Regions from separate parts of the Mus musculus genome. Here region 1 is linked to region 2. A link is a loop called in an ENCODE intact Hi-C map of the cell type or tissue named here. Cell type or tissue: heart. All regions are shown on one strand. Links, peaks and the distances in the headings refer to the core of each region. The heading gives the core; the rest is flanking DNA. Region 1 overlaps Slc25a13 (solute carrier family 25 (mitochondrial carrier, adenine nucleotide translocator), member 13). Region 2 holds the start of Sem1 (SEM1, 26S proteasome complex subunit).

Region 1 (16,747 bases), core at 6,918-10,917, 470 kb after region 2:
ACACACAGGCAGGCACCTCTGCAGACATGCACACTTGGCTGTCTGGTTGGAGTCACAGATAGATCCGAAGGTCTAAAGCTTACATTTCTCATTGTCACTTGGTGTCTGTTGGGGTTGCAGTAGTACTTGTGATAGGCAGATCCCTGCCATTGTGTGTCATAGTTATCCCATCCCAAAGGATGTCCAGCTGATGTCCTTACTGCCTCTTGGAACTCAGAGGTGTCATGAAGCATGCTCGGTAGTGGTTCCAGGCTTTGGCCACGGACAATCTAGACCACCAGGGAAGATCATTACAGATGGAATCCAGGTTTCCTGTAGGTCTCGCTTCACTACCGATGGGCAGCTACATCTCAGTATCTAAATGTTAAAGCTTCTAGCTGATTCCTGCGCTTTGGGAGCCACATCTCTGGAAACTCTCCCTTTGCTGGACTGTGAGTGCGTTCACAGCCATCTGGGTTCCCCACAGTGCTGACCTTTCAAGTCTCTCCGTTTCCTGGTGCTCCATTTCCAATACATGGCCCTTCCCATTCTGGCTCCATGTCAATCCCCTCCACCCCCCGCACCGCCCCTCCCAGGTGACCTCTCATGTCAGCTCTTTTGAATGATTACTAAGGGAAGATTTATGTGGCTGTTTTAAAAAAGCGCTTTCCTAATAAAAATATTTTGCCTTGTTAGGGACGGATAGAATTAGAAATCCCAAACTGAAGTTCCATTCACAGAGAAGAAAGATGTTTAAAAATTCTGATTATTAGAACTTCGATCAGTTTCGACCCCCATAGGCACATGGCATCTTCAAATATTACCAGAGCACACGTGTTCTTTTAGCTAGTCCACCAATGTAAAGTCTCGGGACTTAAGTGATTATTTATTGCTGGTTTAAGTATTAAGACAACTTTTGATATTAAGGATGCGTTAGCTGCTTCTCAGAGTATGTCTGCACCAACATAATGCAGTTTTGCATGCATGAACAAGTGGGTGCTATCATTTCTATGTTTAAGGCCTTAAGATTTGCTCATTAGATGAAATAAACCAACTTATAAAACATTTCCAACTGAAATTTGAACTCTGTAAATGACTACTGGTCCTGTTATAATCCTACACATGTATTTATTTAGTTTTCCAGGGCTTGTATAAGTCCTGGTCATGATTATCTGCAGTCACTTTTAAAATTCACTTCTAGCTTTTTTTTTTTTTCTAAAGTGAAAGAAAAATATTGTGATTTTTTTTTGTATATTCATTCCCCTTTAGTTCCAAAACAGTGATTAATATATGTACTTTTGTAACCTCTTGCCCTTTCTATCTTTTTTTTTTTCATCTCTCTCTTGTTTTCAACTTGGCAAGGCTGCTGGAGGCACTAGGTCCCATCAAGTTAGCTTCTCCTATTTTAATGGATTTAATTCGCTCCTTAACAACATGGAACTCATTAGGAAGATCTACAGTACTCTGGCTGGCAACAGGAAAGACGTGGAGGTGACTAAGGGTGAGTGAGCATAACAAAATGTTTGTTTCAAGTGTCTTAGGGAGCAGGGGACAGGGAGTGAAGAAGGCAGTCTGGAGTTTATAGTAGAATTTGCTATCCCATTCATACTGGTAAAATTGGTGATGTGTGTCCTCCAGACCTTGATCAGACAAACTAAAGCAAACAAAGCAATGTACACTCAGTTTTTGAAAAACAGAAAACAGCCTTTGAATGAAGTGAAGATATAGGATTTGTTGAATCTTTTTGTTTTTTACAAGAACTTAAGCTAAACGGTCAGTGGACCTCAAAAACACATGTGGGTCCCACAAACCTGTATTGATGATAGCATAATATGATCCATGAACTTGAAGAAGAAATTATCAGCATTTCAATAGGATTCACAAAAAAAAAAAAAAAAACCTAGAAAAATAACTTGGGTATCTGAAATGTCAGTGTAGTTTGAATCCCGTCCGGTGTCATTTGTTAGAGCATTCACATGGCTTTACTCCCAGTGGTGGTTGGAATGGAGTTCTGCATCCTTTGAACAAGTGGGAGAAAGAGCTGGGATGACTTCATGATAACTGTGGTGATGTGCACTCCTCCAGCGCTTTGGCTGAACACCGAATTTAGCGTCGATCTTTCTGAATCTCTCTCTCTCTCTTTTCCATACAGAGGAGTTCGCTTTGGCAGCCCAGAAGTTTGGTCAGGTTACACCCATGGAAGTTGACATCTTGTTTCAGTTAGCAGATTTATATGAGCCGAGGGGGTAAGTTGCTTTTTTTTTTTTTAAAGTTAGTTTAATAAAATAAGGTTAGGAGCTAGGTGTAGGGAGATTTCAGCAAGAAAGACAGAAACCAAATAATGAAGGCCCACACTGAAATATGGGAAGTGATAAAAGGAAAGTTCTAGAATTCCATAATGTAAATTTAAGAAATCTGGGACTTCATCATTGTTTGCTTTCCGTGCAGGCGCATGACCTTAGCAGACATTGAGCGGATCGCCCCTCTAGAGGAAGGAATGTTACCCTTCAACTTGGCCGAGGCCCAGAGGCAGGTGAGTGGTGGGAGTGACTTCTCTCCTGGTGCTTTCCAGAGATACCCAGGCCGCTAGCACGTCCATTGGATTCCCAGCATTGGTTTCTGACTTAACTGTTTTTCCAATTCTGGTCCCCAAATTCAGGCATTTTGAGGAGGCTGAAAGGGGAGTTGTTGAGCAACCTTCTGGTGAACAGATACGAGCATGTGTTTCTTAGAAAGACGGGGCTGTGGCCCCAACAATGGAAATCCCAACACTCCAAAAACAAGTAGTTCTTTTCTTCCTCACATCTGGTACTGAGGGATATGGGCATGAAGCACTTGCTCTTGTGACTGTCCCCAGCAGCATCTGGCATTGCTAAATGAACGATAACGTTGCACCTCAGTGGGGTACTGTCAGAGCGTTGTCTAACAGCCATGCCTTCCGTTTTTTTTCTGAGTATCGAAATGAGATAATTTTGTTTAGTCTGGAGTCATAGTTCAGAGGCTTTTAGACCTATTTTCTCTGTGAAAGGATTCATAAGCTATGTGGAAACAATGTTAGGAATGCTAGGTTTTATTTTATGGTTAACAGAAGCCCATGTCTCAAAGTTGTGGGAGTCAGAAACTTAAGACACAGGACCTCCTTGCTCTGTAGCTGGGCCTGAGAGAGCATGCCTTCATTGCATGGGCTATGCCTGCATGGTGCTTGTAAAATAAATCCATGAACAGACAGAATGTCTTTTTTTTTTTTTTCTTTTTTCTTTTTTAAGAAAAGGACTTCCTTTAAGGCAAAGCCATCTTCGAATCTTGTGAGACTTAACTGTTTTTGGCTTGGAGCTCTGGGTCTGAACAGCGACGCCAGTTTGACCACAATGGGTTGACGCTGGCTGCATTTTTAGGACTGTCAGGCCTGGAGCCAGGACCCCCACACACACCACCACCACCACTTTAGCTCCTTCCCACCCAAGGGCAGCAGCGAGTTGTGTGCGGCATGGAAATGGAAGGAGTGGGTGTGTGCTCGGTAAATCCTAACTAGGCACCTCTGGGAAACCAGCTGGCTGTGGTTAAAAGAGGAAGCCATTCCCCCTGGTGCAGGAGAACGAACTGTGTAATCCTGGGCAGAGGAGGAAGCAGCCTTGCTCTCTCCTCCCTTTGATTTCAGACACTGTGTCTGAGGTAATTATCTCTTCGTCTGCATGCCACCAGCTATTGTAGAAATTTGGGGATTAAGGAAAGTAGAGGGACTGTTTCAGATCTCCCCTGCTCTCCCCACTGGCAGCAGCACCTCTTCATTTCCCTGTGTGCCCTCTGCAGCTTTGAGGGGGCTTATAATGGGTGCTTGCTGGTACTGGCCTCGAAAGGGTTGGAGGAATTTGAAGAGATTTACAGTAGGAAGTGATTGGCCGGTGTTCAGAGGTTTAGAGCAATTTATGGCAAACCTACCTGAAATCTAGGGTGATTTTTTTTTTTAATACATGACCCCCACTGCACCTGGAAGATCAAGCAAGTCAGGTGCTCTACGCATGAGCATTTTGCATATCCTAGCACCCTACAGCCTGTGGGGAGCCATGCAGATGGACGCTTTTACCCTTCGTGTCATTTTAAGAACATATTTGTCCTTTCCAGGAAGAATTAGCAATAATGGCAGGTTCCTTCCTTTAACATCTTCAAAATACTCTCATTCATTATTTTGAGGCCAGAGCATCTTTAGTATGGCATGTTCTCATGCATGTAAATAAAATAGTGTGCTTTCTTTGAATGCATCTGTCACCATGAAGGTAGACTACAGGGGTGGAATTGGAGACAACGCATGGAATTTGTGGAAGAAATGTTTTCCCTTCTTAGACATGCATATTTCTCTGTAAAGCTGTTTTCAGTTAAATGACTGAAGATTTCAAATGATCTCATTGTATTGGAATTGTGTTGCCCTGACAGCAGTTAAAATTCAGTGGGTTGGTAGCTGAGGTTGGTGATTGTTTTCATTGTTCACTGATGTTAATTATCGAGCCTTCTGAAAACAAGTTTTATTAAATGCATTTATTCATTCAACAGGTGTTATTAGGTGCTGACTGAATGTCACTCTCACTCGACAACTCTGTGTGACAAAGTTAATATTTTATTTACACAGACAGGGTAGTACAATATTTAAAAGTAGTTTGGCCTCAGTAATACTAGTGATAACAGGTCAGAAAAGCAACAACAAACTATCTGGTTGCCTTGAAATATGAATTTTAGGAAGATGGCCAAAAAAAAAAAAAAAGGAAAATTCTATCAACTATAATTCATCTATTCAGTATGACCATCATAAACATTTTGAGTGTCACTGGGTGATAGAGATGCCAAAATATCATACTAGTTTCATATGTGTATATATACATATCTACATATACACATACATATATATATATATGTATGTATATATAGTACATATATATGTATATATACATATATATCCACAAACAATTTTAACACCATCAACAAAAGCCTTCATATTCTACTCTCTTAATTTTTTTTTAATACCATGAAGGGCTCAACTGTAAAGAAAACACTTGTTGCTCTTATAGAGAACTTGGGTTTAGTTCCCAGCACCCACTTGGTGGCTCACAACCATCTTTAACTCCTGCTTTGGAGATACTGCACCCTCATGGGCACTGGATACACATGTGGTATATATATATATATACAACAGGCAAAGCACTCACACACGTAAAGAAAATGCCATGAAATATTTCAAACACTTAATAAATACAAAAGGAATATAACAAACACCTACCCACCTGTCATGCGCCTTTAGCTCGTTTTCTTTCCTTTTTAAAATGTATTGCCTTCTTTGTATGTCCATGGGTGTAACACACGCATGCCTGTAAGCATCAGATCCCAAAGACTGGAGTTACACAAGGTTGTGAGCAGCCATGTGTGTGGGTGCCAGGAATTGAACCTGGATTCCCAGGAAGAGCAGCCTGTTCTCTTAAGTACTGAACCATCTTTCCCACTCCTCACATTTTCTTTATAAAAGAAGAGCAGGGTGGGGGTGGGGTGGGGGATGAGGGACTTTCGGGATAGCATTTGAAATGTAAATGAAGAAAATATCTTAAAAAAAAAATTTAAGAAAAAAAAGGAAGAGTTTTGTGAACGTTTTTCTTTACCAACATCTGATCTTTAAGGATACCATTTTAAATGATGTACTTTCGTTTTTAAGAGTGATGGTATTCTATTATTTAATTTTGAGTCTGTAGTTCTGGTTTGCTTGGCTTTGCTATGTAAATCAAGCTGGCCCAGATCGCAGAGATCTGACTGCCTCCTAAGCACTGGGAGTGAAGATGTGCCTCTGTGCTCACCACTACAGTATTTTAATCCTCTCTCATTGGTCATTTAGTGTAGCTCCAGAAGTTTTGCACTGAGTGCTGCTTTTGAAAGAGCCGACTCCTTTTTTCCCTGTGCTTCACTGTCATTCTCCAGTAACTTTAAGTAAGAATCGCAGCATCAGAGTTTAAATTCAACTTAAGTGTATGTCATTATAGTTTCAAAAGCTCATATTTGCTTTAACAGTGAGTTTGAGAACAACATTTTAATAATTCTTACTAATCCAAGTATTACCACTTAAAACAAAGACAAAAATTCAAATTAAAAAGCCAGTTTGATGAATCAAGAATGATGTCTCCTTGATAAGTTTTTACACTGACATTTTTATGATCGTTCTGAGAATTGAACACTTGAAAATTGGTTATAATGTTATTTTTCACGTGGTGATTATATGTCTCAGTATGATTTCAGCCATGCTTAGCAGCAAACACTTTTATTAATAAGGAATTGATGGACTTGCACCGAGTTCTCCTTTTTGTATTTGCTTTATATGAGACTGAGAGTCCAGCGAGTGATATTTTAAGTGACCGTATGCATTTCTGTTCTTTTCTCGGCTTGCTTGCTTCCTGCTTATGGCACGCGTGAAGCAGAAGGCCTCGGGTGATGCTGCTCGGCCCTTTCTTCTGCAGCTCGCAGAGTCAGCCTACAGGTTTGGACTGGGTTCTATTGCTGGAGGTCAGTCATGGCTAAGTGTCACTGTCACTGTTCCTTCGGTCTTCTCTCTCATTCTCCACCTTCTGCTGACCGTGGTTGTTCCCCAAGTCAGTTATCAACCTGCCTGTATCTGTTAGGTGTGGACGAGAGCCAAGGGGGCTTTTCCTAAACGTGGGCATGCTCGGCATCTTACAAGAGATCATTTTTGCTCCCTTCTGTGAGGTTAGCCATTCTTGATATGCTATTAATTTAAACTCTAGTGATATCCTCTTGTCAGAGGACATTAGAATAAAAATTAAAAGTCTGCAAAGGTAGTTTGGTAGATCTATGCATAAAAAAATACTTCTGCCGGGCGTGGTGGCACACACCCTTAATCCCAGCACTCGGGAGGCAGAGGCAGAGGCAGGCGGATTTCTTAGTTCAAGGCCAGCCTGGTCTACAGAGTGAGTTCCAGGACAGCCAGGGCTATACAGAGAAACCCTGTCTCGAAAAACAAACAAACAAAAAACAAAACAAAAACCCTTCTGTTTTCAGTCTTTTCTTTGATTTTTATCCACCTATTTCTTTCACTCAAATTACCTTACTTCTGGCTGAGCTACTGGTATCCCTTCATTTCAGCTGTCGGAGCCACTGCCGTGTATCCTATCGATCTTGTAAAGACTCGAATGCAGAACCAGAGATCAACCGGCTCTTTTGTGGGCGAGCTCATGTATAAAAACAGCTTTGACTGCTTTAAGAAGGTGCTCCGCTACGAAGGCTTCTTTGGACTGTACCGAGGTTAGTGTGGCACCGAGCGGGGCAGTGCGACGTTCGTGCAGATGGAGTGGGAGCCAAGGGTTTGCTTTCCCATCTCAGAGCCTGAAATGAATTAGAGAGCCTGTGTTCAAATGGAAATCCAGCGGATTCTCAATTATTCATGCTAATGGGTGTAGGCTGTAGGCATCTAGGGCATGGCTAATCAAAACAGCCCATAGTCTGAAAGCCATTTATATTGCTCCGTTGTGTTTGATTTCTTAAAATAATAAATTATTTTTATACACTTTTTTTAGTGAGTTTTTGAAAGGCTCCTTGTTTGTGTTGTTAAAGTATTCCACTCCCCATCTACCAGGGAGAGGTACCCTAGGAACAAGACACAGCTTGCTTCAGAGTTTTGAGTCTCCTGGAATGTCCTGTGATCTCCAATCCCGTAGTGTCACTTTCCATGATGCAGTTATTCATGGTCAGCCATGTTCTAAAAATACAGACTAGAAAATTCCAGAAAGGAGCAACTCACGAATTGTGAGTAGTGTACTAGCCTGTGAACTTGCTCATGGTTCTGCTACAAAATACAGCCATTGTTTTGCCTAAGTCTCTTCAGGTCGGTGGCATTGCATCTCCCAGCCACTCCCCTCTTTCCCTCCCATCACCAAGGCATTGTGTCCGCTTGCATTATCTATTATACGAAGAGTGAGGAAATACACTACCCTACTTTGAGAGAGGCCATGCTCATATGCCTTTAATTACTGTACATAGTTATGGTTGTTTTGTTAGTGTTATTGTTGTTTACCTCTTGCTGTGTCATATTTGGAAATTCCATTTTGCCCTGAGTATATACATATAGGGAAGAATGGAACAGCCAACGTTAGGACTGTCAAAGGTCAAGCACCCACTGAGGGTCTTGGAATGAGCCTAGCAGGATGGTGCTAAGACCACTGCATCAGGAAAATCCTGTCAGGCAGGTAACCCAGTGTTTACTGGAGCCTTGCTTGCACCTCATCCTGAATTAGTTGCCTCCTCCGTTCCTGTGAAAGGGTTGGACTCACACATTACAATAGCCACGATGGTCTCTCTGTCCACCTGCTTCTTTGACATGGAAGGTTCATTAAACAGTGTTAACAGGAGCAAGGAATGCCTGTGCCATTGAGCCAACAATCCCACAGACCTTCTATTCTGTTGTCTTCGCCTGAGGAAACATATGCTTACTCCCGACTTCCTGTCTATGCTTGCTTTTTGCAAAGAACAGATTCGTATGTTTTCATAAACTAAAATGTGGAGTTGCTAGGAGCTTCCTGTCGGTCCACTACTGTTTGTCCAGCTACAATTCTTCCCTCCTTTCGTAGTGCTTAGTCTTGGAAAAGAAAATAGTGCTTTGTGCTCCACTGAGGTACAATGAAAGTGACAGCCATGAGAGACCTCTAGACCTCTTCTGCCATCTGCTGACTATAGTCTCCAAAGTGAGCTGAGTTAATGAACAGAAACTGGGAGGCTTAATTCACCTTAGAATCTGGGAGGCTTCCAACTGCAGAGAGGCTCCATTCCACAGGTGCTATTGTGTAGGTAGATAACCCTCATCAAAGGCCTTTTGATCTTTTCTCTCCCTTCTTCCCCTTGCCCCCTGCCTCCTATTACAGTTTTGAAAGTCTTTGACCCCGGGTGATTAATGATGACCCCTGTAGGGTCACCACCTTCCATTTGAAATGCCTTTCCTCTTTGGTTGACAACAACCTTTCAAATAAAATGGCTTCTATGTAGTACAAGGTTAATGTCACAAAGCGTCTTTACAGTAGCTCAGGCAAAAATGACCAGATTACCGACTTCTATGTTTTTGTTTGTTTGTTTTTCTTTTAAGCTTTGAAGCTCTAGTGTGCGTAGATGTCCGAATCTTGGTGTTGCTCCGTGCACCACTTTTGTGGGCTTTCATGGTATTGAAATTAATGGCAAGGATGTCTTACAAGGTTTGAGACCCACCTAGCAGTGTTCAGTTTGCCTGTGTTGATTTGCTTTTAAAGTTTCTGTCCTTTCTCTCTTCAGTGACTACACCTGGCAGGTTCTGATTCCTGGTTATATCTAGGTCTTTCTGTGTGACCTCACCTTTTGACCCCGTGGACAGAGGAGCTCCTGGGGTCCTCGTGTTGAATGACTGACTGGGCTGTAAAGAGCAGTTCATTCCCCTTCAGGATGGAGCTGGGGATGGGTAGAGAAGAGACATGCTCCTTTTCACTTCCAGACCACAGACTGAGCAGGTGTAGAGAAAGAGCTCATTTCAGGTACCAAGAGATAGCTCTCACCTGTTTCCAGCTTCATAAATAGCCATTTATCCAACCTGCTTCGGCTGTGAGAACCCTCAGGGCAGGGGTTGAAGCTGTCTGTCGTGGGGATAAATAGAATGGGAATATACAAAGATTAGCATTGGGACTCACCTATGTTTTCTTCTTCCTGCCGCTTATCTTTGCGAGAGGGTGGATTTTAAAAGAAAAAGGTGACTGCAATAAGACTCTTGTTTAGTTCCTGTCTTTATTTTAGTTCATAAGCAAAGAGATGATAGACATTTATATAGTTAGATGGAAGACAGTATGCCCTGAAAATGCCTTATTCCTTTTCTGGATTGCCAAGGGACTAAGGGAACTCTTGAGTTCACTGTACACAATCATTGAGTGATTGTAAATGTGTGTCATTGGATCAGAGAGAGACCAGTGATACTGGAGGTAACCCAGAGGAAATGCTCACTATTAAAAAGGAAAGCAATTGGGATAAAAAGACAAGTATTTCTGAGACTCGGCCTTTATATGCAAAGTCATTATTATATATATAAAGCAAAGCCTTAAGCAGTTCTATTTGCATTTTTCTTTAAAGGTAAGGTAATTGGCTTTTGAAGTTTCATAATTATAGAGGACAGTGATCAAGTTTAGACTTAGAGAATATAAACTCACTGCTGTAGTACTCTACTGTCAGTAGTTGAAATACTGGAGTATATCTGATTCATAAAGGAGCTATAAAATATTGGGCATTCTCTCACATTTTAGAATTTGCATGAGATAAAAAATTTCTCCATTATATTTTCTAAATAGGATAATTTGAAAATTTGGTACAAATAAGGTTTCTCGCCTATTCGAAACTATCTCTGCAAATGCTCTCCCACACTGCGATGTTTGCTACTTTGACGGTGGCAAGCGCTGTCAAAGGAGGCATTTCTTCACCTTGTGTTTTTATGCCACGCTAAATGCCTCCCTGCTACATCTCCGACATCAAGAACACGGCAAGGTGTCTTTTATTTAGAAGTAGTTCCCATTCGAACCAGAGGGAACAAGCAGTGCTTTAGGACTCATTGGCTTTTTCTTCTTCGACTGGTGGCATCTGTACAGAGTGTGGCATGTTACCAGGCGGTAGTCAGAACACACATCAGAGTCACTGCCCATGGTCACCAGGAAGGCTGAGTGCCAGCGATGGAGTTCAGTGGAGTGCTTTTGAGAGTTGAGAAATCTAATGTTGTGAGCTCGTGAGCACTCATTCTTTGTGCCCAGTGTAGGGTCCTGTAGCTCCATCCCTAGGACCACTGTGGGTTTTTTACACAACTCTCGGTTGCTGGAAAAGATCCCCTTAGGAGTTCCAGGACTCTGACCTCAAACCCCTCTGTAGGGCAGGTGGCTTTCTTTACAAGAAAATGACTCAGGTATTTTTGTAAATTTTGAACATGTCACCCTTAGGCTAAGTAGATAATCCAGGATTCCCCAAAGTCACTCTAAAAATCTTTGTTTCCTCCCCGGTTTCCAGGCCGATTTAACTCACTCAAAGGTGTTTGAGACTTGAATGAATTCCCTGACAGGTCCCTTGATTTGAGGGGACTGCTTGAGTAAGTCAAGTAGCTCATTGGCCTGCAGAGTCTGAGCTGGTCGGAGAGAAACAATTGCTGGGTAGTCATCCATAAGCAAGTGTTCTTAACGTTCCAGAAACAGCTAATTGCTGCTCCTGGACTTACAGCGCCCTCCTCTCTTCTGCAGTGCCCAGGTGGTAACCTGAGGGGCCTCAGCCATGGGGAGAACTTTCAAGACAGCGAATATATTCAAGAGAAAGCAGAGTACATCACAAACATTTCTTAAAGGATTTCTGTTTCTATTGATTGGCAGGAGATTCCGAAAATCTGTTTTTGAAATAAAAAAAAAAAAAAAAAAAAAAAAAAAAAAAAAAAAAAAAAGAAGAAGAAGAAGAAGAAGAAGAAACATTCCAAAAAAGCAAATTAGATAAATTTTATGAGCCATACCTTAATTGGGCTAACTATTTATTGACAAATAAATAATAAAATGAAAATTAATGTCCACAAAATATAAAACATTTTCCAGTCAGCCTGTTGAATCCTGCATGCAAAATTTCAGGATTATTTATTTCAGGATTTTTTTTTTTTTTTTTTTTTTTTTTTTTGTGGTTCAAAGCAGTTATCCTCTATCCTGGCATGTTCTTAAGGTGACATCTAGAGGATGATGGGTTGATATTTCAGGAAGCCATTGATCTGTGTATGTTCTAGAAGAAAGTTGGGGGCCAGCTAGTTGGTTTAAACCATGACTCTTGCTATAGTGTATGGCTGAATCTAGATTCCATGAGGTTCTCATGAGAACCCTCCTTCATACTTAGCTCTTGTGGATAAAAATGAACCCAGAAATCTTCAAGCTAAAAATAAAACCATTGGCATTTTTTCATAACTCTTACTGGCATCATTTAATAGCACGTGCGTATTTGAAGACATCACAGTTCCTCTGTGACCGCCTTGAGCTGTGGGTCCACTCTGGTCCAGCAGAACGTCCATTTTGTGCAGAATGGGCTACCTTGAGTCGAATCTCCCTGCCCTGTTTCTTCACCTTTTCATGTGTGATGTTAAACTCTAGAACTCAGAGGACAGATAATTGATTGTGGGAAACCACGACTGAGCAGAAACCTTGGGCACCCCAAAGCTTAGGGAGCAGAGGCAGCTTATAGCACACACTGAGATGACCCGCACTGGATGGTGAGAAGTTGGTGAAGGCCTGGGAGCCCTGGGTAGGAGCAGTGATGAGCTCAGCAAACTTGGGAGGGTGACAAATTTTGGGAACCTGGAGGAGAGTTTAATGACAAATTTGTTTAAACTAATGAAGCTGTAGTATTTGAGCAGCTGCTGCCCTTGTTCAGATGGAAACAGTTGAAACTTCATAGTTTAGATACTTCCTGGCCAGCATCTGGAAAGTCACTAGAGAACAGAAGAGTGTTTGACACTTGGTAACAGTCTGGGAAGCCCCAGACAAAATAGAACCATCAAAAGATCGGCTTTTTCTTCTAGACCTTTATGGGTGCCATTGCTTTTTATGTTTTAATACTCAGACTCCCAAAAGAATGCTGAACCATAGTGTAGACTGTGGTCAAAACTTCTAATAAAGCATGGGACCCTGGAAACAGGTGTGGAAACCCCAACTACTTCTCGCTCCCCTTTCCTGGCCTCATAATCTAGCCACTGTAGAGTCCCTGCCGGAGAGCCTGTGGAGAAAGGGACTGAGTCTTTGAAACAGGATAGTGTGTTTGGGAAGGTGGAGGAGCCTGCTGCCTGGGGCAGTGTGAGTCAGAAGCAATAGACAATGCTTGGAGGAGGAGGAGGAGGAGGAGGAGGAGGAGGAGGAGGAAGAGGAGGGGGGAGGAAAGAATGCTTGAACTGGTGTGGAGAGAAAGGAATGAGAGTCAAAGCTGTAAGGCAGGCTACATGCAGGGATGGTAGCCAGTGGGGGTTAATCTGATTTTCAAAGCAAGGGGGTGCTCTCTGGGGACTTGGGGACAAGTGTAGTGGCCTCCACAGTGAGGTCAGGAGGGTAAGACAACACAAGAGGGTTGCCACTGGGTTCAAAGGGTTTACGGGTGTCATGTGTATTCATTTTCCCTACCAAATTCCACCCTGCATGCCTTCCTTCTTGTTGTAGGCTGCACCACCTTTCTCAGGGCAGAATGCCCCTGCAATGCTTTTGTTTGAACCTTTAGGTTTTGAGTTTCTTCCTTATTAGAGCCCCTGTTGCTTTGATGGACCTGCCTGACTTGTGTAGCATGGTTAGAAGAACACTTGCGTTGGCCACAGCTTCCATGCTTGATCAGCCCAACCACTGATCACTCACTGGCTTCTCCAGAGAGCCTGGTACTCATGACCCATCGGCAGAGTAGGAGGTGTGACGCCACCCACCCGGTGTTGTTGCACGAAGGGCTTCCTCTATAAAGGTTGAACAGTATGGTTACTAGAGAGGAAAGCTAAATATGAAAGGCTTAGATAGAACCTGCTGTGAGACTTGATACTGAACATGAAAAACCATGGGCGGATTGCTGCAGACAGTGCTGTGGAACAGGCTTCTTACTTAGCCTCTGTGTGGAGTCTGTCTCCCATGAAGAAAGAGGATGGAGAATAAATGTTCGGTGTTGTTATGATAGTACTGATAATGATGATTGAAGTCCACCTCTGAAGCATTTACTGTGTGCTTGGCAGTAATGAAGATTTGTATAAACTCATTTTTATCCTCATAACTACCCTAAGAAAGGGTAACTATGATCTTTCCCATGAAGGAAGGGATAAAATCAAAGGTTCAGAAAGATAAGCTTACCCTCAGACAACTTCACAGCCAATAAATAACAGTTGGAAGCTAAACCTTACAGTGGGAGCTTCAGACCCATGGCCCCAGTCACATGGCTCCTCTGTCACCCAGGAGAAGCTACACTTTAAACAATTGCTTACCAGCAGAGGTCAAGAAGTGCTTAAATATTTAAATAAAAGATTTTACTTTAACATAAAATAAACAATTGAAGATTTGTCTTATTCCTGCACTATTTTTGTAGGTGGGGGCAGCTAGACACTCAGTCCAGGTGTCCCTGTTTAAGGCGAGCTCCTCCAAGGGCAGGCATGGTGTCCTGTGGGTAGTACTGTATTCCTTACCTACCTCTGAGTGAAAAGCGTTCTTCAGCCGGGATCGCCTCTTAGAAATCGGAAGCAGTGCAAGGCTGCAGCTTGAAAAGGAGGAGAGAAGCGCCCTCTTCGGAACATGTAAACACGAAGAGGTGCTTGTGCTTTGTAAACGTTTGTTCTCTGGATTATCCAAATAAACAGCAGCTAGCGTTGGTGTTTTACCAATGGGGAGCTCGACTTTGAGGCCAAATGTTATAATGGTATCTCAACCAGCAAGAGGTACAAACCCAGAATTGCAACCCAGATCTCTCTTTCTCTTTAAGGTTTGTGCCTCAGTATTCAGCTGCTACTAACTGTGTGGAATAAACAAACTTTAGTTGGGCTTGGATTGACAAGAAGTTTTTTTTCCCCAGTCTTGGCCAACTCTGAGATGCTTAAGAATTGCATAATATTTTGGAAGTATTCATGAAAATCTCTTTGGCACATGACTGTGGAGTTGGTCTCTAGTTGAGCACGATGTTCACAGGAACCTCCTTTTGGGGTGCTGTGTGAAGCTCAGGCTCCCGGGGAGGGCTCAGTGTCCTCGCCTCTAGCTCAGTTCTCATTGGCCTCTTTAAGGGAGAAGAAACTGTGTGAATTATATTTTCAGCCCGTGAAATTTGAAGAGAAAGCACTGCATTAATTCTGTGCCTTGTAAATCTTTTCTCGCATTAGCAGCCTTCTGGTAAAATGTGCCAAGGAAGAATTGCCATGTGTGCCGATGGAGCTAAACGAAAAAGAGAAGATTAGAGAAGTAACCACACTAATAAATTTCATCTGAGGCGACTGGAAAATGGACTGCTGTTTTGTCAAGTTAGAAACAACACACACACACACACACACACACACACACACACACACACACACACAGATCCCGTTTCTGTTCGGAGTGGTTTAAAATGAATTTCTGAGGGACCACCAGAGACATATTATTAGAAACCTGCTTTTTCTGCTGAGCTACCCAGATGTCAAGCACATCTGTTCTTGAGCTTTAAGTGTGGCTGTGATGAGGTGCTGTAACTGGGATGTCAGCTGGAGGCTTGCTAAGCCATCCTCTGCTCCTTCTCTGGGAACCACGCAGAAGCGGAGTTATTGGAATCTCCACCCCTGGGCTTTTCACAGTCTGGCACTTTATGATTCCTTCAGGAGACCTTTGCTCAGAGCTGATAGTGGCCAGGCCCGTTTGTAGCCTCTTATGATAACCCAGAATCACCAGTACTTTCCAGTGGAGTCATAGGAGAGTTAAGCGCAAGAATGGCAAGACTGGTTCCTTCCTGTTGCCTTGCTGAGCACCAGAACCCGTCCCAGGTCTTAGGGGTGGACGTGTAGCTTGTTTGTTTGTTTGTTTGTTTGTTTTGCTGGAGGTCTTCATTTAAAGGGAAGCTTGTGATCTCTGACTATTACTCTTTTTTTTTTTTTTTTTTACTACCTCTGGCCTTGACAGATATCTCCAACTGCCGCTAGAACTTCTTACTTCTTACACCTCACTCTTCATCTTAAAAGGCACCCCATGTGTCTGCAGAATTTGGTCCATGCTCCTTAGCGCCAATGTGTGAAGCAGTGTGCTACCTGCCCAGGTGAACTGTGCTGCCAATCCAGCAGTCAGGGGACCTGCAGCTCCTTGGAAGTCAGCCTCATTTTCTTCATGGTTTAAGAGATGATGATGATGACAAGGTGGAGGTGGAGGAGGAGGGGGAGGACCATGATGGTGGTGCTGTTGCACTGGGAAAGATTATCGTGTGAATTAATTGTATTAATTTATGTAAAACACCAGATGTAATACCTGGTGTGCAGTGAATGCCATAAACAGCACCATTGTTATTAGATCTGTGATTCCTCCACCATCTCCAGTTATCTCGCTGACTCTGAAAGGACCCAGATCTTGATATTTTGCATGTGTACTTTGGTAGACAAGTAGGCCTTTCTGTAAACTGAGATTTTTCACCCCAAGAAGCCACCCATCTCATTTGTGTTCTTCCCGGTTCATTCTATCAGACACAAGCAAAAAGTATTGGGAGATAGTTGCTCCACAAATACATATTTTTGCTCTATTTTTAGTCTTAAATTGAGATTTTCTGTTTTGTGTTTTGATGTTCAAAATGTGTCACTATATTTATAGCAAGAAGGACAAATTTCAGTCTGCTTCAAGGCTGACTGAAGTGACTGTAGGTAATACAACAGCCATTTGAGTCTAGCTGGGTTGTATTAGTCACTTAAAAGAACCATACGGACAAGGGGTAATCATTTTAATCACAGTGTGTTCAGGTTTGCTGTACAATTTAATGATGAGAAAAAAATACATGGAGCAAATAAATATTTAAACTTGGGGAGGGGTGGCTTGAATGAAAGAAGATAGTAAGATAGTAAGAATTAGCTTAAATGGCATTTGCCTATGTTTTCATAGGAGAAATTAATATATCACTGGGTGGTAACAGAGCCTTTCGTGGAATTGGAAGTTGCTTCTTCAGAGGCTGATAAACAAGTGCACCATAGACAAAGTGCTTGCTTGCATAGGGCATGAGCAGCAGCCTGTGTTCTCTTCCCACTCCCTCCTGTGCT
Region 2 (16,747 bases), core at 6,774-10,773:
AGCAGGTTTGAGGGGTCTCCTTCCTTGGAATGTTCTTCCTTTAAAATGTCTTTGATGGTCTCTGCATTTCCTTCTAGTCTTGCTTAGGCCCTCTCCCTTCCCACGAGTTCTGGTCTCCATTTTTACACACTCCAGCCCCCGTTTCTCCTCTTGTTTAACCTACCCTATCTTGGCATTGTTACCTCCTAACTAAAGATACGGCAGATGATGGCGATGGATTACCGTTTCTCTCACCAAGATGTAAACTCCAAAGGGCGAGTCTCTTGTCTGTTCTCCTTACTCACATGCTCAGTCCTAGAGTAGTGATTGACAGACAGTAGGCACCCAGTACACCCTTGCACAATGAATGAACAAATTAATTCGGGGTTAAAGAAGGTTCTGAATCTATGTTTCTTTCCTCTGTCACTATTTACCCTGCTATACCCTGCTATAGTATTTTAATCAGGTACATTTTGCAAGCCAGTGAAACTCTCCCAACCTGTTTGTTGGGCTTGCTAGCTAGGGATCCTGTCTTTTGGAATTTATTCTTCTGGGCAGACTGCCAGGGCCTAAATTTGTCATGTATGGTGTATGATGCAAGGTTTAGGGATTTTTCTTTTTATTTTTTTATCTTTTGGGGCGTGTTTCAATTTTGGCTGGCTTTATTGTTTTGTCTGAGGTTTTGTTCTTGTGTTGAGTTCTATTTGTCTGGGTTGATCAAGCAATTTAGCAACTATTCACAGAACTATGGAATAGTAGAAATTAGAGCTGGAAAAGTCTTTGTCGTTGATCCGGGCTTCCCCTCTTGCCATTAAGTCTTGTGCTTCACAATACAATGTCCATGGCTTTGTTTAGTGAGGTTTCAAATATCTTCAGAGATTCCTTTGGGCACCCACTCAACAAATCTAATACTCCTGACAACAAGAATTCTCTACGTGTTGTCTAAACTTTTCTTATTTTCCCTTTACTGCTCCTATTTACAGTTCAAGGTAGCAAGCTCCTTTCTCTTTTAGCATTTTACATCTTTCAAAGAAGCGAAGACATACATTTCTGTTCTCTCAGCGTTTAAATCAAACTATGCATGCATTCTTAGTGTAGGCTTCTGTCCTTCTCTTTGTTTAATTTTGCTTTTGCTTATTGAATTCCTTCCATGTCTTCACCTTAATTTGTTATCTGTGTAATTCCACTAGTCACCCACTGAACAAATTTAACACAATGCTGTTCTTCTAAAGCCTTAAGACAATGCATGGGCATCCACTGTATGAAATGGTGAGTCTGTTCAGTTTACTGCAAAATCAACCTGGTGTGCTTTTGGGGTTTGTTTTGTTTTGTTTTGTTTCATGAGAATAAAAGTGAGTTTTGTGCAATGGTGTTCACTAAACTCTAATGTTTCCATGGTAAGTGTGTAATATCAGACAGGTCACTCATTCCATTTGCTTCCTTGTCTCTGTCTCTGCAATAGGAGAGAAGAGCAGCTACTTCAGCCGCCTTCACTGCAGTTGTGTGGAAATAAGTATAAGACTCTGGGGCTAGAAAGAGATCTTTCAGGGCTAAAAGCACCCCACTTCCCAGCGTTCAGGGTGCCACGTGATAAATAATTCTCAGTACTGTAAAATTCAAATGACACCTCTTGTTTTCTGGCTAATAGTAATTTATGTTAAATCCAAGTCTCTATTTGTGGTGAAGGGTAAAATTTAAAACTTTTCAAATGCCATGAACCTATGTTTCGAAAATACAGAACTGCAGCGTCAGATGCGTGTGTTGTCAGATTGCTGTAAGGGAGTCCTAAATGCTCATGGCAGCTTCCTGTCGAACTCACGGACAGGCACATTTTGAAGAACCCTAGCTATCAGAGATAATTTCATTTTTTACCTTTAGATTGAAATGCCTTTGAAGTGAAATCTCTCTCTTCCAAAGAGTCCCATTAGACTTGTATTTCCACTGTGTTCTAGCTACTTCAGTTAAGGTCAACCTAAAAACCAGAACACTCAAAGGGATGTACGCCCGCAGTGACCCCTACAATAAACAACCTGAGCTTGTGCAAAAGAAAGAAAAACAAAGAGCTGAACACACAATCAATTGATAATTTCTCCCTAAACCCTGGCTACCAGTTTCTGATGTATTTGTGGGGCAATTCATAATTGATCTCATATAAACATTTATAACTATTAAAAATTGTTATTCATAACTGCACATATTCATGAGATATCATGTGATAATTCAATGCCAAAATACTTTTAAGGCAGCTTAAAATCACCACAATCTCATAGACTATCCACCCAGCCAAGTTACAGAATAGTATCTTCATCACAGAGATCCTAACAGCTCCATTTCTGAAACTATTCAAAGACCAATAATCCAACATCAGGACCAGGCAACAGCAAGAAGAAACCCAGAATCCAAAAGAAGCAGAAAAAAAGCAAATCCGACAGCCTGGGATTTACTCATCCCCCACCTGACACGGTGCCAGCGATCTGTGCTTTCTCGATTTGGGAACCTAGATTATATGTCAGCAACAACTGGGAAAATTCTGGAAACTGGGTACGGTTATGAGATGCCATGTGTTCGCGGGCGGTGTCCCTTTACAGGTTGAGTAGAAGCAAAACTTCAAGTTTTAGTACTTGTTTGGAATAAGTTTTTCTTCTTTCTAGTGGGCTTCAATTATTTGGAGACTGAATTAAATAAACATATAGTGAAATTTCATCTTTCCAGGCAATTAAATAAAGTTTATGAGAAACATAAAATGTGGGGGAAAAATTAAATACAGTAAACTGAAAAAATATATAACACATAAGCTACATGTTGGATTTTTATGATCTACAAATCTAGTCCAAGGGAAAGAAAAATTGAAATTCAAAGACTTAGGAGCTTGTTTTTAAAATTCAGTAAAAATAAGTTCCATGTGGTGTGGGAACAGGGATAGAATCCCTTCTCACAGTCAAGGTACAACAGGGGACCTCAGTAAGCAATCGCAGGTTGGGTGAGATGTAGGTAGAGGAAAACTTTAAAAGCAGAAGATTTCAATTTGTTTACATAAGGATTTATACAAAGCAAGAAAACAGACATCCATATCTCATTAGCAGATAAAGCGTATAGAAACAATGTATCACAGGAAGCTTTGCTTTGTGTGAGTTTTCCAAAAGCAAATAACACGTGGCCAGCGTGACTTAATCACTGATGGATTCAATAAAGGGAAGAGGTCATTAGCTCCTAAAGCTAATTATTTTGTTTTTGTAAAAATGTTGCAATATACCAGATGTTTCATTAATTTTTTTTAACTATTTAAAATGATTTATAAAGTTAAAATGCTCAACTTTTTTCTTGAGATGTTAAAATTTAAGTGTTAAAAACCATTAACAAACAGAATTTACAGTTCAGTTAAACAGTCACTGAATGTGAAAAGAGTTCTTAAAATGCTTCTCTTCAGAGCCATTTTGGTTCCCATAGAAACCAATGTGCAATCCTGCAAAACAAGGTAAGTTCTAAAATAATCACCATTATAAATACCCATTATATAAATGTAAATACAGGCAATTGAAATGATTTAGATGATTTTGAAATTGCATATCATTTCCCAAACCATAATGATTCCCTCAGAGTGGTTCTTGTCTGTCATATCAATACAGCATTTACAAAATTTTTAAAATTCTTATGATTTGCTTTTGAGACCATAATCGCCTTTTCAAACAAGTCTTGGGCATGCAAATATCTATTTTTGAACATGTGTTTTGGTGCAAGATGGGTTTTGGGGGCTGCACTTTCACTTCATGGTAGATTAAGTACTTCTCATTATTAACTTTTAGGCTTATATCATATTTTCTTTACTCATTGCTAATTACAATAAGATCAGATACTGTAAAATTATAATTTTTCTATCTTATGTATCTAGACATTTTGCTTTGTTGTGACAAAAAGACATCCCCCACCCACCAAGAATATCTTTTTACATTGGTTTTGAAATTCTTTTCAAGGCCCAGGATTAATATCAAATAGTAGTAATATTGACTCAGTAAGTTTAATGACATACACACACACACAGAGGCACATGCATGCATGCACACCAATCCACATGAATCACTTAGATAGAAACAGAAGAGCTGCAAGCCATTGGTCTACTCAATGGCTTCTGGGTTATGACTATAAACTATAAAGAACAAAAGCAGAAACAGACAAGCAGAAGATAAAACTCAAAAGTTCCTAAATTTGTGCAACGTAATGAAACTAACCAATACAATAAAAAGGCAGCACAGCAAACTGGAGAAAATATTTTCTTGCCAAACATCTGATATCTCTTTACAGAAACGAAAGCTTCTAACATTAAATAGTAAAACCCAGAGCAGCCCAATCAAAATTTAAACAAATGACTTTTCCAAAGAAGACATAAAAATAGGCAACATGAAAAGTGTCTCACCATTACTGATCAACAAGAAAACAACAACAAAAACAACAACAAAAAGGACAATTAAATAATACGTCATGCCTTTTAGAATTAGCCAAAAGCACAGACAGCAAATGCTCATGAAGATGTGAAGTAATGAGAGCTTTGTACAGTATGGTGTGAGTGAGAAAGGAAACAGCACACGTGGAAAACATGGTGGATGCTCCTCGGAAAAATTAAAGCTAGAACTACAGGTGACCCTACTGTCGACCTTCCTCCTGACTACATATGCAAAGGAATCACGAGGAGGAGCCGGATGAGTTAGCTGGAATCTCACGTTTACTGTGGCATAATTCATAAGAGTCATGATATAGAAATAACCTCAATATGTGTCAGTGGATGAATTTTAGAATATGGTATACAACAGAATTTGATCTTAAGAAAAAGGAAATTCTGCCTTATCTGTGTAATGCATTATCTACACTCTCTACAAGGGCATGTTCCCACGACTAACTTCCTGTACGAGATTCCAAGTTTTCATCACCTCACCACAGTGACATAGGCTGTTGAGAAAAATCTCACCACAGTGACACAGCCTGTTGAGTATGGGTCCCTAGAGACCTTGAAGATCTGAAACATGAAATGGTGTATCATTAAAAGGTGATCATAGAAACAGGAAATACAGTGGTGGGTCCCAGAGTCAAGGGTACTAGTGTGTTGCAAGCAGACCTGGGATACCTGAAGCTGAGTCTAAACCCTACTTGGGATTTTTTTATTTTATTATTATTTATTGTAAGAAGACAGCTTAAGATCTAATCTCTTAAATTCTTTGCATTTTAGCCAGAAGGTAGGTGACACACCCCTTTAATCCCCTCACTTGGGAAGCAGAGGCAGGTGAATCTAAGAGTTCAAGGCCAGCCTGGCGTACAATGTGAGTTCCAGGACAACCATGGTTATGCAGAGAAACCATGTCTTGAAAAAACAAAAACAAAACAAAAAAAAAAAACAAACAAAACAAAACAGCATTTTAGAGAGGGTATTTGAAACCTTAATTTTAAAAACATTAATTCTTTGAAAATTTTATTATATAATGAGTAATTTCTAGAAATTTGCTGTATAACAGAACATCAAGAATGTTGGACATGGTGGCTCATACCTTTAATTCCAGCACTTAGGAGGCAAGGCAGGTGGAGGTCTGTGACTTGCAGCACAGTCTGGTCTACATGTTGAGTTCCAAGCCAGGAAGGGTTACAACTATGTCTTACTAAAGACCCCTCTAAAAACAAACACCTTCCTCTCTTAAGAGAGCTGCCTGTGCTTTCAAATGCCATTACTGGTTTATCGATTTAAAAAAAAAAAGTTCAGCCATAAAACTAAGATGCCCCTGGTGACAAGATGTGGAGAAATCCACTTAGTGTGGAGACGAAGCTCCCTTCCTGCTGGCTGCTTTCATGAGACGGGAAGGTGTTATGTAAGATGTTGGGTGGAAGATGTCAGGTGGCAGTCTTACCTAGCTGTAAATGCTGTGAGATTCAGTAATGAACAGTGCGGTAAGGTATGCCCCCGGGTACAAGAGTGCCACCAATGGCATGGAGGTAACCAATTTATTTCTGATGCGATTGAAGCCTGCTCACAGAAGAAAACATATCCCGGACATTGCCAATCTAGCCAAGAACCCCAAGCTGGGACAGACAGTCCCTGGTCAAAGAAACAGGTTAAAGTGTCAGCAGAATGCTCATCCACAAGTGGGACGTCTATGTCACACCTCCTCCCCAAGGTTCAAAAACTATCATAGAAGAAGTGGACAAATTGTAAGAGCCGAAGGTCACAGAGGACTAGAGCTAAACAGTGCCTTCTGAACATGACAGGACTGCTGTACTTATTGATCTCAAAATAGCTGTTTGCCTGCACAAGAACCAGTCCGTCGGGTAGGCATCAGCTGGAAGGGGAAGCACTTCAAACTGAGAAACTATGGGCAGCTAATGGTTCCTGGGGCAAAGAGAGTCAGTTTTCTTTGAAGGTTTCGCTTCTACATAATCAACAATGGATGGCCCTACATCCAGGCGGATTCAGACAGTGCAAACTGAAGGTGAGGAGTTGTTAAAATGAAAAGGACGACACAAAATTGGGGAGTGAGGTAGAATCGTTCTTTGAGGAGTCAGGAAAAGGACTTGGAATTGACCAAATGATCAAAATACATTGTATGACATACTTACTGTTAATAAAAGTTTTTTTTTTTAATTTATGATGTAACCCCCCTCCCCCCAATATAAAACACTTTATAGGGATCTCATGTTGTCTTGTTGCCATAATAGGAATAAAATCCCAGTAGAGCTAGCTTCAAGTATCCAGAGTGCACTTGACTAGGGAAGAGTCCCTATTTCTTAAGACATTCCGGTTTTACTTCAGGGTGAGTTAATCTTAAAGATCTAGAAAGAATAAATATTTGACCAGGAAACTAATCATAGTGTAATGATTAGTTTTAATTGTTAATTTGGCACATGAAATCATCTGGGAAGAATGTCTCAATGAGAGGTAACCACTATTGGGTTATTCTATGGTCATATCTATCACTCACTGTCTTGATTACATTAATTGGAATGGAAAGGCCTGCCCACTATGGGCTAGCCATTCCCTAGGCAAGGGATCCTGGACTGTGTAAGCTTAGAGACAGCGATGCACCCAAATAGCAAGCACACATTTATTCTCTGCTCTTGACTGTGGATGTGAGAGCGGCTTCAAGTTTCTTCCTTGACATTCCTGCAGTGATGGAGTACAACTTAGAATTATAAGCCAAATGAGCTTTTCTCCCCTGAGCTGCTTTTTTGCCGGGGTATTTTATCATAGCAATGGAAATGGAATTAGGAAAGAGTGTTTGTATAAAATAAAGTATTTTTTACAAAATATGTTCCACTTTCTACTTTCTGATATATCTTTTTAAAAAAACATACAATATTCATATTTATATCCATAAATTGTTCAAACATTTTTCCCATGTTTTTTTAAAAATTCTCTGGCACGGGGTAGTGAGCCATTGGGGATATATTTCTAGCCCTCTGTTTACTTTTAATTTAGGGACACAGTTTCACTAAGTTGTCCAGCCTGATTTTACACTCATTGTATCCAAGGATGCCTTCTGCCCCAACTTCCTCAGTAGTAGGGCTTATAGACCTTCTTCAATTTTTATATATCAAATAGAGTTATTCTTGCACCTGTAACTATGTGTGTTATATGTATAGCCTTAAGTGTGGTGCTGAAAATAAATAAATTATACTAAAGAGAAATTAAGTACCTCATATAAGAGCCCTTTAGATGCAATAGAACACAGATTTATTAGCCTGGCAAATACGTGTTACTGTGTGGTTAGACACTAACTTTTCTCCTATCTTTCATTGTCTTGTTCTTTTCCATGGGTCACAATTAAAACAAAGAAAGCAAAACCAAATCATATCTTTTGAACAACAGTACAACGTTACATCATTTTTTTTTTTTTTTACTTGTTTATTTTTTACATCAACCTGTCAACTAGTTAGAACAGAAACCCTACGGAACACAATTGTAAGGTCAAGGAGCACAGCACAAAGGAAAGGTTGGAGGACAGTCAGAATTGTCTAGCATATGAGTGCCTCTGGCTGCCTTTGGTCCCGGGTTCCCTGTGATGTGGAGATATTTAACAGCATGCTCAAGGCTAGGTTTGAGTAGTGGAATAATGTAATAAGCTCTTAACTTATGTTACTTTATCTTTCCAGATTTCTGTTAGTGATTGTAAGCTAAATAATGGCCTTTAGTAATTTAATACACTGTAAATCTTTCACACGTAGGCAACTATATGAATAATAAAACGAACGAACACACTATAAAACAAAACAGTTCACTGTTTCAAGACGGGAGGACCTACTACAACCGCAGGACGCTCTGGGAGGACCTTCGCTGTCCCAGCATTCCTCGCGCTGCCCCGCAGCTCTTTCCCTCTCGTCTCTATGGTTGCGCCGGCGTTGTCAGGATCGGCGCCTCCGGAGTACTGAGGCTTCCGACTTTGCGGCCGGTCCGAGCAGCTTGGGTCTTGGCGCGGCGCGATGTCCGAAAAGAAGCAGCCGGTCGACTTGGGTCTCTTGGAAGAGGACGACGAGTTCGAGGAGTTTCCCGCGGAAGGTAACCGCCAGGCCGCGCGCTGGGCCTGGGGCCTCCGGTGGGGCGGCGCCGGGCCTGCTCTCTGCGGGAATGAGCTGGGCCCAGCAGCGCGGATCCGGGCGCGGCCTCCGGGGGCCCCGGCCTCGGCCTCCGCGTCCCGGTAGCCGTCGCTTCATGGCGCGGCCCAGTGTTTTGCGCCTCGTCGCTGGGAGGAACCAGGTGAAGCTGGGCCCACGGTGCTGCGAGCTTGTGGCCCTTTAACTTCAACCCGGGACTCTCCGCATCTGCACAGTCTCTTGTTTTGCTTCGGTTTCCAAGCCTCCCCTTGGTAGTAAACTTCAGAGTCCCACTGTTGCCCAGGGCAGCCAGTGCTGTGTACCTCTCGGATAGCGCGAATGAGCCCCGAGAAGTGGGATGATAGAGTCGTTCGTGTGTGTTGTATTCATTACAGATTTTGCCTCAATTTCTGCTTCTCTCCATTTACGGTCACGTGAATTAACCCAAGCTTTATAAAAGTCTTAACCATCTGCCTTCGAAACTAACTTCAATGCTAGGGATGCTTTAGTTTTCTCATTGTAGGTAATAACATAGCTAATGTTGGAAGAGCCTGCTATGATCTTGGGAACGTGAGTGCTTCGCTTCTATTGGCACAATCCATTTCCACAAATATAGGAAGTAGGTATTAATGTACTTACTATTATTCACGTAAGGAAACAGAAGTTTGGAACAATGGAGAAACAGGCCCAGTGTCAACACTGTCCGGAAATGGTGAAACTGAGACGCCTTAATTTACACCAAAGTCCTTAACTTCAGCAGTTATCTTCTGTTTGCTAGGCCTCTTTTTGCCATATTAGTTTTTCAAATTGATTACTTTATTGGCTAATTGTTTTGAGTAGATTTCCCAAATATTTTACCTTGTTTCTAAAAAGTGAGTTAGACTGTGTCTCCATGAAGACCATAGGAAGAGAATTGTGGTTAGTCATGTGCACATACGTGGCATCAAGCAATTATCACTTGACAAAAATTGTACTTAGTTACCCCACCATGATCTCAATGCGCATAAAATCACATCACAGGAACGTTTAGTCTAAGTATAATGTAGTGTTTTAGTTTTAGTGAAAGAGAACATTAGTGTGTATATTATGCAACCTCATAAACCAATTCAGAAGATATATTTCCTCTGAGTTAGGAGTCTATAATATATGATGGGATAGTTTACCTTTTGTTTTGGTAATAAATTTATTTGTTCAGTCTGATGTTTTGTTTTCAGGTTCATTAATAATCCTGTAACAGAGCTTTGTGGTAGAATTGGCTAAGTGAGGGCAGGTTAGATTTCTTATTCCAACTACTTGTTTCAGATGGTCCTTATCCCTTATTACATACAAGCTGCACGGTTAAGACACTTGCTTTGCATTGTAGAGTCAAGCATCTAATCTTGAAGCAATAGAGTTCACGTGTTAAAAAATAAAGATAAATTCTTGCCATTAAGTCTCTAACTCAGAATCTAAAAGGTCTTTCTGACCAGTGCACCCACCCAGACTTTAACCCTCACCTTTAGTGCAAGTCTCTATTTAAAATAACTAGATAGCTGAGAACCTAGGAAAGAATTTAGAGGTAACTGTCAGCTTGATGATGTACTAGATGTTTTTCAGCACCTTTTGTCAACTTTAGTGTACTGTCTGTCCTTTAGAGCCTGTATTTTGAGCAGTAGTCTGTTGAGTGTGTTGACAGTTGTATTATGTTTAAACATCTCATCGATGTTAAGGAAAAGCAAAGAGTCTAAAGACAAAAGAACGCACAAAAGATTTAGTGTAAGGACGGTGTCATTTAATGATCTTCCAAATTTGTTGTCTTGGTTAGAGTGTATAGAGTCTAGTTCCTTGGGGAATCTTTATATTTAGAATGAGAAGTAACATTTTAAATGATTTGTTATGCATGTGTGTTTCTTCCTTAGTTAACAGATACATAGCCTTAATTCATATTAGGAAGATTTTTGCTGTATATAAAGATTAATTCACTGGGTAAAATTAGTGAATATTTACAAATTAAAATCTTTGATTAAAAACTAAATGAAAGAAATAAAATCTGAAAAAGAAAAAAAACCCAGAAGACCTTTTTTGTTTTAGAGTAAACATGTTCTTTCCTATTTTTTGGTGTTGTTCTGATACAGATTCTCTGTTGCTGTTGACATGTGGTTCATGGACCACCAGTCTTGGCATTTGCATTATTTGGGAAGATGTTAGAAACACCTCTTAGAATTTGAATCCTTCAGTATTTGAGTTGTCTTTTAAGTTTTTTTATACCCAGATTTACTTTCAAGTGCTTTCCCTTCGGAAAACTCACTTTTTCTTATGATTGCTTTTTACGAAAAATTGGCAAACTCACTAATAGAGTAAATGAATCATTTTCTTGTTAGACCAATCTGGAGTTATCTGTGCCATTTATAGGATGTCTTACTGCAAGAGTCTTGTTACTTGAGAGTGTGCCAAAGTGGGGCTGGCCACTCTCTGGGCTGTGTGTAGACTGTACACTGTGGAGCTTGTCACAGGCAAGTCATTAAATTGTTTTCATAGTTTGTCTTTCGGGAATGTTGTTGCTACAGCTCCTCCCAGATAAGAACCTGCTAGATGGAATTTCAATTTAGTGATCTTAAAGAAAGATAAATTTTATTTTGAAGAGAAACCATAAGTTAATGTTTGCGTGGAGACCTCATTGTTTCATTGAATAGCTCTTCTTCAGTGTGAAGTATAACATCTGGAATGAGTCGCTGAAGGTACAAAGGAACAAATGTTCCATTTATCCCCCTAGTTCCCTTGTTTAGTCTGAATCTGCTCCATTGGCAATTCCTTAAAATTATTCTAATTGGTGGGTATGTACTATAATGGACATTCAGAGGGAGCTGTTACAAAATCATGTTTAGAATCTTTGTGTAATGTATTCTACACAATTTCTAGTTGTTTATGCCGAGTGAGAATAGGCTTTGTAAGGGAGCCATTCAGATCGAAAGTTTTGATATGGCTGGTTTTAATATATTTCTGGAGGCCTTCAGAAAGAGTGTTAGACCCAGGTAATAACTTTGTGAGAACATTTCAAATTGTATCCATGCAGGTTAGTTTGGTGGTTACAGAGTGGGTTATAAAATTGAAGCTGTTGTATAATTGAATCTTGAAACTACTTTTTTCCTTGTCAGACAGATATGGAAAGGATGCTGATTTCTTTTCACTGACAGTTAGAAGTGGGTGATAAAAGCGGGAAGAAACAGTGATTGTTTTGTCTTTCATTTGTTTGCTTTGTCCTTTTCCAGAGCTAAGATATTTGGTTTATATTGTCTTGCTTTTTTTGAATATTTCAAGTGAAATTGGAAACGGGATTTGCAAGAGTTCTGCTCTTAACTATTGTATAATTTTTCTATAACCAGTGAGACATACGTACACCGAAAAATCAGGGGTATGCTACTTCCCACAGCTTCACCCTGTCCCATTAAATTCCTGGGTAAGACCTGGGTAAGATACAGTTGAGAATCTGTCAGTTGAGTCAAACAGTGGGCCAGTCATCTCCTGAAGTTTCTTCTGGGTAACTAAGGCCCTCTCACTGGTATCTGACAAAGTAGGACATCTTGCGGAGGTCTGATCATCTGGTGAGTACTTTAGTGTATCACAGTCACATAACTCATAGAGGTAAAAATGGCCATCATTTTGTGAGTGGGTTGCCAAGGAATTTAAATATGTAGTTAGGGTTTTATTACTGTGAAGACACACCATGACTATGGCAACTCAAAACATTTAATTGGGGCTGCCTTACAGTTCAGACTTTAATCCATTATTGCCAAAGGGGAAGCATGGATGGTGTACAGGCAGACGTGGTGCTGGAGAGGTAGCTGAGAGTTCTACATCTGGATCCATAGAAGGCAGAAGGAGGAGACTGAGTCACTAGGCCAGGCTTGAGCTTCTGAAGCCTTGAAGACCACCTCCAGTGCCAATTTCCTCCAGCAAAGCCTAACGTACTCCAACAAGGAGTAATGGTGCCATTCCCTGGGCGCCTATGGGGGGCCGTTTTCATTCAAAGCACTACCCATGTGCTATACATAGGTGTGGTCGGAAAGATTTGTTACAAGAAGAATACTGTTAAAATATTAGCTTGAGGCTGGGCAGTGGTGGCACACATGTTTAATCCCAGCACTTGGGAGGCAGAGGCAGGCTGATCTCACTGAGTTCAAGGCCAGATAGACCTACAGAGTTCCAGGACAACTAAGGCTACAGAGTGAAACTCTGTCTTTAAAAAACAAACAAAATTAACTTGAACATTAGTACTAATTATTAGAAGGATTTGTTTGTTTGTTTTTAGATAAATATAGAAGACAGACAGGACCATTGTTGACTGTTTTCCATACTGTCCAGTTAGTTTACCTTATACCAACAGGGGCTTAGGTGTTAACAATTATTAAATGTATTATAGTAGTCATATAAACAAGACCATCCAACATTTAAGTTAGTTGCATAGTGCTTGTATGACATAAAAAATTTGTGTGACTCAAACTTTAAAAGAAGATACTTAGCCTACTTGCTAAATAAGGTAACTACCAAATGTCCATTTTTTTTAGAAATTAGAGATAGAGAGATGGCTTAGTGGTTAAGAGCCCTAGCTGCTCTTCCAAAAGACTGGGGTTCCATCTCCAGTACCCACAAGACAGCTCACAACAGTTTGTAACTCCAGTTCCAGAAGATCTAGCATCCTCACGCAGACGTATATGCAGGCAAAAACCTGCCCATGAAATAAAAATAGCAAATAAATAAATAAATAAATGTATTCAAAGAAGTAAAATTTTGAATCTATACAATAGCTGTTTTGAGGGAGAGTTATATTGCTCCTAGAGGAAGGAACAAGAGAACATGCAGTTATATGTATGTGTGGATATGTAAAACCACAAGTCTACCTGGATCCTCCACTTGGAGTTGAGACCACAGGTTCCTTGTGGTTTTTTGTTTGTTTGCCTTAGACACCTGGCCACTGTATCTCAAGTGTATTGTCTGTTTATCTTAAATGTGTTGTCATTGTTTATCCTCTTTTCTGCTGGCCTGTAAAGCTCTACTCACCTTTTTTAGACTTAGCCTACTGTGTGGAAGAGCTCTCTCTCTCTCTCTCTCTCTCTCTCTCTCTCTCCCTCTCTCTCCCTCTCTCTCTCTCTCTCTCTCTCTCTCTCTCTCGTATAGATGACTTCTTCTCTCTCTCCAGGCTGTAGACACACTGACCACATATGTTGCCTCTTCATAGAAATGTTCTCTTTCATTACCCTGGGCACTTCATCTAAAACCAGGTGCATTTTAAATTTAAACATATATTCCCAAATTTCCTTTTGAGAAGAGTTATGTTGATACATATTTCCATTTACAATTTATGTTTTCTTTATTAAGCTTTCTTGTACAGATATTGAATATTTTCATCATTACCAATTGGATGTATGAGAAGTGAGATTCTATTATTTTATTTCAGGACATTTTCATCCTTTTTCTTTTAGTTGTGTGTGATGTGTGCGCATATATATACACACACACATACATACATATATATATATATATAGAGAGAGAGAGAGAGAGAGAGAGACAGACAGACAGACAGACAGACACAGACACCCAAAGTTAGCACAGGGACAACCTTCTCTATCATACTTTGAAGCTGGTTTCTCAGTGACCCCGAAACTCACCAGTTTGGCAAGACTGGGTATCCAGCAAGCCCACAGGATCTTCTCTTCCTCCCCAATACCACAAGTGCATACTACAGCACTAAGCTTTCTCCATAGGTGCTGAGGAGCCAAATTTAGGTCTTTGTGGTTACACTGCAGGCATTTTACCCATCTGACCTATCTCCTAGCCCCTTAAAGAAGGCTTTCCTATTGATTTTTTTTTGAAGGAGATTATTATATTTTTCCTTGAATTGCTAGCCTTAATCTTTAGTTTCTTTGTCTGTGATTTATGCATAATAATTTGAGTTGTGAAAGGCTTTTCTAATTGTGCTGGCCTGCTTAGGCTGCCAGAAGAAAATACTATAGATTGATGGCTTAAACAACAGAATTGTATTTTCTCACTCAATCTGGTGAGACAGGTGTTGGCAGTCATTCCCAGTAATGAGGAAAGCTGCCTTCTCTTTTTTGTACTCCAATCATGAGGTCCGCACCTTCATGACCTCATTCAGTCTGAATTATCCCTCACCCCCTCTGTAGAGTGCTATTCATATAAAATTAAAAGACACAGGAAATGTATAGCTACATATAACTAGCATACTTTGTATATACATAGTATACATTGTTTAGGGATACATGAAAATCAAAATGAATAATCCCTACAGAGGTAGGAGATAAGAGTTATAAGCCAGAATGTTAGACAGCACAAACAAGTTCTTTGGAAACTCTCTGATGAACTGTTTCATTTTAGTGCTTATGTAGACTGAGCAAACAGCAAGCAGCTGTGACTTTTGCAGTGTTTAATAGTACTACCTGGTTGTTAAGTTTTGCTCATTGCAAACTGAATTATAAAAATATTAAAGGAGAAGTAAAAATTGCGAAAATTATATGATCTTCTTTTGAAGTGTTTAAAGTTCAGGTATCTTTATCCAATTCGGTAGCTGTTTTTATTCTGAAAGTTTGTCTACTTGAATTTCTTAACCTTACAAGTGCTTCTGCGGTTAACATGTAACAAGTGATTTATTTATTTGATGTATACTAATTGCTTCCTAAAAATCTGTTACTGAGGAATACAGAGAGAAAATGACTTTAGCTGCCACTGTCAGTCCCAAATGCTTCACACAGTCTCTTACTGTTCATAACAGCTCTGTGAGGTATAGACTTTTTACCCAGGGCTTAGCAAAATAAAATAACTTGAGTCACACTAGGTAAATACTGTCCTGACGCAAATTTCAACTGTACAGCATCTGTGTTTGAATGTAGTAAAGAATATAAATGCTGAGGAATAAGGACCAGTGGCTTTGTCACCATGCAGAGTGCTTTAGTTTTGGAAATGCCTATCCCAGGAAGGATCGCTAAGGCTTTACCTCTACCCCCACCCCCATCCATACCCATATCCCTGATTAAACATGAACAATTTGGGTTTAGTCTATATTATCTGTTGGGCTTCTGAGTGGGATTTCCATTTCCTTCTGTAGAGGTGTGTGTGCGTGTGCATGTGTTGGGATGTTAAAACACAGCTAAATGATAAGTTCAACAACAGTTCCAAAAAAAGGAGACGATTACTTCCATGGGTTTAAAACAAGAGTTACGACTGTTGGAACAGATAGTTTAAGGAATGTAATTGGGTGAACAGTTGGCTCTATGATTAAGAGCACCTCTTGCTGAGACCAGGGTTCAATTCCCAGCATCTACATGGCAGCTTAGAACTACCTGCAACTCTAGTTCCAGGGATTTGACTCCTCTTAGGACTTCCGTGGGCACTGGTCATACATATTGTGCACATATGCACATGAATGCAGAACATTCACACAAATAATGAATAAATCTTTAAGATAAAGAGAGATTAAAATGTAAGAAGGGGCTTCCTAAAGAAGGGGGTAAGTGCGTGGAGGTGAAAACACATGTGTTTATCACCTGTAGATGATCTAGTGCTGGCGCTGTGGGTGACAATTTGCTCTGCAAGCCTTACCTGGAGGCCACGTGAAGGTGTAATGAGAGAAGAGACTCTTCCAAGTTGTCCTAAGTTGTCTCCTGCTCTCTATATAACGTGGCATGTGCCCCTCTCCCCCTCAGCAATTTTTAAAAGCTGTTTATCTATTTATTTAAGGAAAAAGGAACTAAGAAATACTATTTGTTAATGTACGTAGCTAGAGATCTGATCTTGGAAATCTTATAAGTCATAATTATTTTGGACTTAATAAGTAGATTTGAAGTGCTTGTGTGGGTTTTTTATTTTTATTTGCTCATTTTGCTTTTGACAATGAGGCATGTGAGTTTTGTATAGACACTAAACTATTTGGGATATATTAAGCCAGGAGAATTAATTTGGAATGGTAGAGACCAAAGTCAGCTGGACTAAGTAGTAAATTGTTGAAATAACTGAGATAAGAAGGGTCTCCAGTAGATTATTAGGAGTGAAGTCAGGATGATAAAATATGAGTAACAGAAAGACAATTGATTAATGTTGGTCTGCTAGTTATATATGGGGTGCCAGGAATACTAAGAGATCAAGGGCTTTGATTTTGTACCTTTGTGCCAAAGAAAAAGATGATGGAGCTCAGTATGAATAGCGCTGAGTA

What was found. Hi-C counts contacts between places; a loop is a spot of excess contacts. Peaks named below come from ENCODE experiments on the same cell type or tissue, not always from the same donor. Only the 100,000 strongest peaks of a DNase experiment are listed, where the experiment ranks them.
Region 1: a loop joins it to region 2, with 1.9 times the contacts of the local background. A loop is called at or near these places in 1 of 42 quality-filtered maps.

What each region holds. Positions count from the first base shown.
Region 1 is chr6:6,099,703-6,116,449 of GRCm38, reverse strand. It overlaps Slc25a13 (solute carrier family 25 (mitochondrial carrier, adenine nucleotide translocator), member 13), which reads left to right. Exons shown (of 18, transcript NM_001177572.1): 7 at 1,342-1,480; 8 at 2,132-2,225; 9 at 2,428-2,512; 10 at 6,429-6,513; 11 at 7,111-7,269. Among named protein-coding and RNA genes, the nearest start is that of Slc25a13, 110 kb to the left of the region's middle. In heart, for the core only: a CTCF peak has its summit at 8,686 (motif pointing left); no DNase peak of the experiment used is centred there.
Region 2 is chr6:6,570,241-6,586,987 of GRCm38, reverse strand. Sem1 (SEM1, 26S proteasome complex subunit) reads left to right here and starts at 8,330. Exons shown (of 3, transcript NM_009169.2): 1 at 8,330-8,509. The coding sequence starts at 8,434. In heart, for the core only: no CTCF peak of the experiment used is centred there; a DNase peak (open chromatin) is centred at 8,347; H3K4me3 peaks cover 2,513 bases; H3K27ac peaks cover 1,508 bases.